Linked DNA regions of Homo sapiens: region 1 is linked to region 2. A link is a loop called in an ENCODE intact Hi-C map of the cell type or tissue named here. Cell type or tissue: heart right ventricle. All regions are shown on one strand. Links, peaks and the distances in the headings refer to the core of each region. The heading gives the core; the rest is flanking DNA. Region 1 has its middle 41 kb from the start of LINC00895. Region 2 overlaps CDC45 (cell division cycle 45).

Region 1 (4,382 bases), core at 286-4,285, 92 kb before region 2:
TTATTTATTTTTTGAGACAGGGTCTCACTTTTTTGCCCAGGCTGGAGTGCAGTGGTGCAATCTCAGCTCACTGCAACCTCCACCTCCCTGGCTTAAGCAATTCTCCTGCCTCAGCCTCCAGAGTGGCTGGGACTACAAGCATGTGCCACTATGCCTGGCTAATTTTTGCATTTCTCTGTAGAGACGGGGTTTTGTCATGTTGCTCAGGCTGGTCCCGAACTTCTGGACTGAAGTGATCCTTCCCAGGAAGGAAGCCACACCCAGGCACACACCCTGGGCCTTGATAATACAGGTGCTGGGACTATAGGTATGAGCCACAATGCCTGGCCTCCTTTTGTTTTTCAAAAAATGCTTAATATTCACGCAAGATGAAGAGTTCTTTTCTTTTTTTCTTTTTTTGGGACAGAGTTTCACTCTGTTGCCCAGGCCAGAGTACAATGACACAATCTCAGCTCACTGCAAACTTCACCTCCTGGGTTCAAGTGGTTCTTCTGTCTTAGCCTCCTGAGTACCTGGGATTACAGACATGTGCCACCACGCCTAGCTAATTTTTGTATTTTTAGTAGAGACAGGGTTTCATCATGTTGGTCAGGCTGGTTTCGAACTCCCGACCTCGGGTGATCCGCCCGCCTCAGCTTCCCAAAGTGTTAGGATTACAGGCGTGAGCCACCGCACCAGGCCAAGATGAAGAGTTCTAGGGAGTGGCTGCAGCACAGTGAGAATGGATTTAACACCACTGAACTACGCACTTAAAAATGGGTAGACCTTTTATGTTCTGTATGTTTGACCACAATCACATATTTTTAAAAGAAAGGAAAGGATGCCTGAGATTCAGATCAGAGCTCTGACAGCCAGTTTGTTTTCTGTGTCCAACCCATTTTTCTTTGCTTCTGTCTCCCTCCATTTACTGACCCTCACTTTACTTTAAAAACCAGATCTCTGAGGAAGGCATGAGGCAGCCAATAGCCACCTCTGGAGGCCAGGAGGCACTGGCACCGCGATGCTGTGGGGTACGGTGTGGAGAAGGCAGTGTGGCCCTGTGAGCTCGTGAGCCAGTGGGGACAAAGCTCACAGCCATCGATGCCACGCAGCTCAGGCACCACACAGAGACGGCCACCAGCCTGGAATCTGCTCCATGTCTTGGGAGAAAAGGAGCCTAGAACTCAGCCAAAGCATGAAAGCCTGGGTGAGAAATGCTGGTTTTCACTGAGAGAACTGAAATAGAAACTTCAGTCTCTTTCTGCCAAAGACACCAAAGCCTCTGGAATCTGAGCCACTGAGGCCTGAAAAGCAATTCTGGTTCTGGGGCTTATCACCACCCCCATTAACCCCCTCAGTCAGGGGCTGGCCACCCCACTGCCCTGGACGCTGTTTAGGGCATGGCCCTTCACACACCTCCCCACAGAGGCTGCATCCGAGCTCCCCTGAGACTCACCACCTCAGCTCTTCTCATTGGCTAAATCCCATCCACCCTTCTGGTGTGGCTTCCTCTAAGGGACCCCCTGACCACCCAGCCTGAATGCACACTTAGGTGGATATGAGTATTTATGTGTGATGCTGTCATCCCCTGAGTCTGCCCCCTGGTTCCCAGCCTGCTCAACTCTGTATCCCAAGCGTCTGACAGGAATAATGATTTGCTGAAGGTTGAATGAACCCACGACACTGTCGGGGCTCAGACTCCTGCAACGTTACTGAGTAAATCCACGGGAGGAGAGACGGAGCTCAGCCTGGGACAGGCCTTCCCGTGGCACCAGCCTGGCCTTGGGAACACAAGCTTTTCAGGAACCTGCTGCTCATAAAAACTGTATAGTTGTCAAAGCCGAGCACATTCTGCTCCCAGGTTAGAGGGTGCGCGATTCTATCCGAATGTTGATTCTGAAGATAAACTGCCCTTTAGCAGCAAGTGGGGCTGAAAATGAGGCTCTCAGAATGGAAACGCAAACTTCGAAACTGGTGAGGGCGGGAAGCTGTTGTAAACATCGCTGATGCATAGTCGGCCCGTAGCTCAGCTCTCTCTTTGGGAACCTTGCCCACCCCCTCCCCTGCCAGGCAGCAGGCTGCACGCCCTGCCTCCCTCCGGGAAGCACCTGGCCTGACATCACTCCACTGTCATCAGGCAGAGGACGGGCACATCCTGTGCTCAGCCCTCCAAAAGCAAACACAGCGGGCTGGGGAGAGGCTGGAGCTGGATGCAGGGCACCTGCAAACCCAGCCCTCTCCCTGCTCCTGGAGGCACAGGCACCTCCTCCCCGGGTGCGAGGAGCAGCCCTGAGCAGGGCTGCCTAATGGGGAGGCAGGCTTGGGCCCACGCAAACCTTTCTGTCTTTACTGTGGGTGCATCGGCACCAAGGGCAGGGGCAGGCACTGCTCTTCCGGTGTGACAGCAACCCGGTGCCGGGTGGAGAGGGATGACAGGGAAAGGTGAGAGGGAGCTTCCCAGAGCACCGGAAATGTCCTATCCCTGGGTGGGATGTAGATTTCATGAAAGTTCATCAGCCAAAACTCCTGTTATGGGAAACAAGATCTGTGCATTTTGTTGTATGAAAATTATGCCTTACTTAAAACAAAACGGATCACACCCACTAGGATGACTGCTATTAAAAAAACACACACACACACATGCTGGTGAGGATGTGAATGAAGACGGTGGGACCCTCATGTGCAGACGGTGGGACCCTCGTGTGCCGATGGTGGGAATGTGAGATGGTGCAACTGCTATGGAAATCAGTGTGGCTGCTCCTCAAAAGTTAAAAGTAAGAAGAGCCTCTGATCCAGCACACCATTTCCAGGTGTAGATCCAAAAGAAGCGAAAGCAGGATTGGGGCAAATGCCCACCCATGCTGAAGAGATAGAGGGAACCTGAGTGCCCATGAGGAGATGAATGGATAAAGAAAAGATGACACATCCGCAGAAGGCAGCATCACTCAGCCTGGAGAGGCAGGGAACTCGGACACACACCGCCACGTGGATGGACCTTGCGGATATTATGCAAAGTAAAATAAGTCAGTCACAGAAAGACAAATGCGGAGTGAGTCCACTGACATGAGTTCTCTAGAATAGCCAAATTCACAGACAGAAAGCAGAATGGTAAGCTGGGGAGGGGCTGAAAAGAAGGGAGAAAGGAGAGTTGTGGTTTAGTGGGTACAGTGTTTCAGTTTTGCAGGATGAAAAGGATTTTGGAGACTGGATGCACAACAACGCGGATATACTTAGGTTATACTAAGGATATACTTAGGATATACTTAGGTTATCGAACTGGGTGCTTAAAAATGGTTATGATGATAAATGTCATGTTGGGCGTTTGTTACCACAAGTGAGTAGAAAAGCTGCACAGTGATGGGGCCAGGGATCTTAGCAGCCCCCATCATCCTCATCCTTACTTCTCAACCACGCGGCCCTGGCCCTTCTGTGTCGGCCCCACTTCCTCAGGAAACACCAGCCGTGGCCTGAAGAGACCCTCCAGAGTCCCCGTGGCCGACCCCAGGCCTGCTTCCCCACCGACTGGCTGGGGTGTCTCCTGTTATCTGGAAAGGCTGCTTCCCAGAGCAAGTCTAGAACCGCCCCACTGGGAGCAGATGGTACTATGCGAAGGCCACTGTCACGCACGGGGCTGCCATCCCACGGGCTGGCCCTGGGCAGGTGGGTCTCTGGGACCAGCTCTGGCAGCACAAGAGGAGCCCCCGGCCCTGCCACCCTTCAAAGAGCACCACCTGAGCACAGGACAGAGGCCCGCTGCCTGTGGGGCCACCACAGACCCCGGCCCTCTTAATGAACACACGGCGGGCGGAGGGGGGCGTCCCTCGGAGGCAGGCCCTGGCAGCCACAGGTGTGGGACAGTTGATGGCATGTGGGCCGCTGCCTTCTCTCTGGAACCCGTGCAGTTGTGCAGTTGGCCCCCAGCACAGCCTCTTCCACTCCGATTAAGCACCAACGGTTTGTGCCAACCCCATGAAATGTGACTACCAACCTGACTTTGTCATCGCAGGAAGGGAGGGAACGCAGGGCCTGGGCTTGGCAAGCGTCTTGTGGGAAGGGCCAGTTGGTAAATATGTTAGGCTCTCCAGGCCACATGGCCTCTGTCCCAGCTACTCAACCTTGCCGTGGGAGCAAAACAGCCCACACAAAGCAAAAGGAATGGGCACCACTGTGTTCCAGTAAAGCTCATTTATGGACAGTGAATTAGAATTTCAGATCGTTTTCACATGTCATGAAATCTTTTTATTTTTTACGATCATAACTCACTGCAGCCTCCAACTCCTGGGCTCAAGCGATCCTTCTGAGTAGCTAGGAGTACAGGCTCATGCCACCACTCCCAGCTAATTTTTTAATTTTTTGTAGAGACGGGGATTGAGTTGGCCTCAAGCAGTCCACCGCCTCAGCCT
Region 2 (4,382 bases), core at 181-4,180:
CGCCACTTCAACAAAGGCTGGATCTCCCATGACAGTGTCTATCATTGTTGAGGAATCCGTGGTGATGAGGCAAGAAAATATCCTTTCTCAGAGGTGCAGGAAGTACTGAGGGTGTTATGAGCTGAACGGTCTCCCCCACATCTCTATGTTGAAGCCCTTACCCCCAGGACCTTAGAATGTGACTATGGTAATTAAGTTCAAATGTGGTTGTTAGGGTGGGCTCTAATCCAATCTGTCTGGTGTCCTTGGAAGATGAAACGGTTTGGACACAGACACCAAGGAGGTATGCAGAGGAAAGACCACGTGAGGACACAGTGAGAAGGTGGTCATCTGTGTGAGCCAAGGAGAGAGGCCTGAGGAGAAGCCAGCCCTGCCCCACCTTGACCTGGGCCTTCTCGCCTCTAGGACTGGGAGGAGACACGTGGTTGAAGCCACCCTGTCTGTGGCACTTTGTTATGGCAGCTTTAGCAAACTAACCCGGGGTGAAATATCAATACGTCTGTTTTACTTTAAAACCTGTCAACAATAATAAGAACGCCAACACAGCCGAATGTGAACCATGTTCCGTGCTGGTGCTGGGGAAGCAGTGGGCAGGCAGGCCTATCCATTCTGGGCTCATCTGACACACAGGTGGGGCCGGTGTCCCAGCCATCTCACAGGTAGCACCTATCACGACACACACCCCGGCCTGTGGAGAGGTGGCTGGCGCAGCAAGGGTTGGTGTCCTGGGTCATCACGGGCCCTGCTGTTCCCTCACCCCATGAAACAGAAACAACCCAACCCTGACAGGTGAGATCGGGGCACACGGGCCCTGGTGGCCAGTCCCCTAGGCTTGCTGGGAAAGTGATCCTTAGCACTGGCTGTAAGGCCGCTGTAAGGCCACAGCCAGGCCAGTCATTCCCTGGAAAACACTTTTTCCCTCTCAGGGGCCTGAGGTTCACCAGAGCTCCCTGAGCCACCAGGAGTAGCCTGTCCCAGGGCCAGATCTGGAAGGTCAAGAGGGCTGCTGGCCAGGCTCCTCCAGCCATGCCAACTTGCTTGGTTCCAGGGCCTGCAATAGCCTCAAAGGGTCAGGTGGGAAAGTGTGGCAGAGTGGCAGGAGACTCTCACCTGAGAGGTCAAAATGGTTGTGCAGCATCCGGGAGCTGGTGCTTTCCGCTGCCTTCTCAAACGCCCTCCCAAAAAAGCTGCTGACACACAAGACATGTCGGGGGCCAGGCGGCCTGCAATGGACCCTTCCCACCCCCCGCCCCAGGACAGACACTAGAGGCAAATACCACTCTACTCAGCAGGGCTAATAAGCTGATAACCCCAACACCCCCGACCCTCCAGTCCCAGGACGAGTGGAAGCTGCTCACTTCTTCCTGTCCGAGCTGTCGGTCTCTGGGGGGATGCCCACCACGGTCACTGTGCCATGCTCCATGCTCAGGGGGGCAGCCATCACCAGGGGCAGCAGTTTGCAGCGCCGGTTCTTTGTCTATGGAGTCGGAGAGCACCCTCCGTCAGGGTATGGTGGGCCCCAGCTCAACACTCAGAGCCCAGAGCCCAACAGCGCCCAGTCACTCCACTCCCCAAAGCCTCCAGGGACGCTGTCACCAGGAGACGCCTTGGTCCCCACCCAGCCACCCCAAGTTAGATGCCCAAGGCCAGTGTCTAACTCCCAGTCCAGGGAGCTCTCCAAACACCTGCCCTCCCGTACCCACAGCATGGTACTGTGGCTGTGATGCTGTGTCCCCGAGCCTCCTTGTCTACCAGCCTAGCCCCACTGCCCCTTGGCTGTTTGTTGCAAGGAGCCTGCCCTGCTATCCTCTCCCTCACCTCCTTCAGGTCCTGCAGCAGCTGCCACCTTCTCCAGGAGGCCCCAGCCCACCCCGCCTCATCCTGCTCCATCCCCTGGCAGCACATCCCCTCATCTTAACCGCAGCTGCCACTCCTCGTCCCCCCCGCCGGCACGCTCCTTCAGGATAAAGGTTTAGGGTTTCCTTCTCTGCTGTGCCTGCTGCACCCACACCCTACAGCCCAGGTGACCAGTATTCCTGGTGTGTCTAGGACTGAGGGGTGTCCCAGGATGTGCACCAGGATGGGCAGTCACTCCACAACAGGGCCGGGCAGGTGGTGGATGTTCAATACATGTCTGGTAAATGAATGGATCCTGTAAAGTGGGTATGTGTTCACCCATTTCACGGATGAGGAAACTGAGGATCAGGTCAGATCATCTACCTCACGTCACACAACTGGCAAATGAGGAGGCTCATCTTTGAACACAGCCTAGAGGACGTCAAGGCCCATGCTCTGTCCCTAGTTTATCTTTGACATTACCTGGTTGATAGAACACATGTCATCTGTCATCATTTTACTGGTTAGTTCAGCGGCAAAAGAAAAGTTCAACTTCCTGTTAGCACATTTTGTTTGAAATAGCCCCCGGCATAAACTCTCATCCTCGAAGCAGAGGAGGACTTCAATTATTGACATGTCACATCTGGGAGGAGCCCCATGTCGGCTAGGTGAGGACCCCTGCCCTAAAGCCAGCCAAGTTAGGAGTGTGTTCCACGCCAACGCAAAGAGGGGGTTAGGCCACACAGAAGACAAAGCCAGGCACAGGAAATCAGCTTAGTGGACAAGCTGTTGCTGGGAAGCCAGTCGGTGCTACAACCATCCCGCTTTCCCTGACCTGCAACAATAGGACACAAGCCCCAGCCCTGTTCACTCTGCAAGGGCCCCTCCCTACTTGTCTGAGTGACTTAGACAGCCAGTGATGAATCAGAGCTTGAGAGAACTGGAAGGTTCCTAGGGGTCAGCTGAGAAAAAGACAGCTCAGAAAAAGTAATGGATGTGCCTAGACCTTGCAGCTGGTCAACAGCCACAGGCACCCCAAGGCCAGCATCTAACTCCCCATCCAGGGAGCTCTCCAAGCACCTGCCCTCCTGTACCCACAGCACCCGCCTGGCCCCTCACCGAACACACAAAGGACTTGAGCAGGTGTTTGCTGAGCAGGCTTAGGGATGCCGGCCTAGAGAACAGCATGACATCTGGAGTGCCCTGCGGAGGCGAGACAGATGGTCAGACGAAGCCACTGGTGCTGTGACCAGGCGCCTGTGCTCTGTGGGAAGCCTGACCTCCATGAGAGAGCAGTACAGGAAAGGCCCCTGGGAGATGACGAGGTTGGTGCAAAGGCAGCTGGCAATGGTCTGCTGGGTGGCTCGCAGCTGCTTCTTGGCGAGTTCCAGGCCATGGTACAGCTTGTCCAGGTTACTCCTGTAACAGGGCAGACACATGGCTTTGGTGGTGCTTGTCAGGAACTCTTGGTAAAATACCAAAGTCACAAATAGTTTGCTTGGTTCCTGGTTCAGGAAGAGGTTTGGGGGTAAGAATTTATCTTCTTTCCCTCCTGAGTTGTCTTTCACATGAAAGGAAAGAATTTTTTAAAATGTATAAACCCACAGTAATGCAAATGAGAGGTGGAGCGGGTGCAAGTATCAGAAGACAGGAAACTAAAAGCCAACAAAGGGAAGATCCTGAAGGCCCAGGAGGACTCTGACACAGGGGAGGCTTGGGCAAGGGCTGGAGGTTGGACAAGGGATCCCCTCAAACCCAACAGATAGATTTTTACTCTTCCCCACAAAAAGGGAGGCTCCCCTCTGAGTATATGAAATGTACCATCTGTGAATAAGTAGAATCCTCAAGCAAAGCCTCTGGGCCCTACAGTGGGGAGTCCCAAAGTGTCACAGTTGGCTCCTGCCTGCTAAGGTGAAACGATGTCTTATGACCAGTGAGCTGTGCCCAGATACCCATGGCCCAGCCAAGGGTCCACAATCCCGTTCTTGAATATGAAAGACATCAGACCATTTGAGAAATGCCTATGGCCTAAAAAAATAACCCTGAAGAAACAGATAATTTGGAGAACTAAAGAAAGTTAAACTGAACTCTAATTAGTATCTTCAGAGAGATGTGTGCAACTCTTACATTCCTAAACCAAGAACAGGATGCTATGAAAAAGGAAGAGTTAAAAACTAGGAAATGTTGATGGAAATTAAAACAGTTGCAAAAGATAAAACATCCACTCCAAGTCTGGAGTCAAGAAAAACTTCCTCAACATAGATAACAAGACAAAGCTATGGAAAATGTAAGGCAAAAAAATAAGACAGAGCATCGTCATTCCAGGAAGCCTGAAAAGCAAGAATAAAAAACACGGATGTTTTCTGTGGGGGGAATAGTAAAGAAATAGTAAAATAAAGATATTGTCAGATATATAAGAACTCAGAAAGTTTATCTCACATGCGCCCTTTCTTTGAATGTTACTTAAGAACTGTGCTCTAATTTAATGAGGGAGTAAATGAAACAAAGATGAAGATCCCAAGAAACATTGGACTAAACTAAGAGGC

Evidence for each region. Peaks named below come from ENCODE experiments on the same cell type or tissue, not always from the same donor. Only the 100,000 strongest peaks of a DNase experiment are listed, where the experiment ranks them.
Region 1: a loop joins it to region 2, with 2.3 times the contacts of the local background. A loop is called at or near these places in 5 of 110 quality-filtered maps.

The regions. Positions count from the first base shown.
Region 1 is chr22:19,605,314-19,609,695 of GRCh38, reverse strand. No RefSeq gene overlaps it. Among named protein-coding and RNA genes, the nearest start is that of LINC00895, 41 kb to the right of the region's middle. RefSeq lists enhancers at 2,147-2,720, 3,203-3,770, 3,771-4,338. In heart right ventricle, for the core only: no CTCF peak of the experiment used is centred there; a DNase peak (open chromatin) is centred at 2,030; H3K27me3 peaks cover 2,482 bases.
Region 2 is chr22:19,513,622-19,518,003 of GRCh38, reverse strand. CDC45 (cell division cycle 45) reads right to left here. Exons shown (of 19, transcript NM_003504.5): 14 at 3,117-3,255; 15 at 2,956-3,039; 16 at 1,359-1,477; 17 at 1,111-1,187. Among named protein-coding and RNA genes, the nearest start is that of CLDN5, 8.6 kb to the left of the region's middle. RefSeq lists enhancers at 2,520-3,020, 3,021-3,521. In heart right ventricle, for the core only: no CTCF peak of the experiment used is centred there; DNase peaks (open chromatin) are centred at 693, 1,053, 1,643 and 2,643.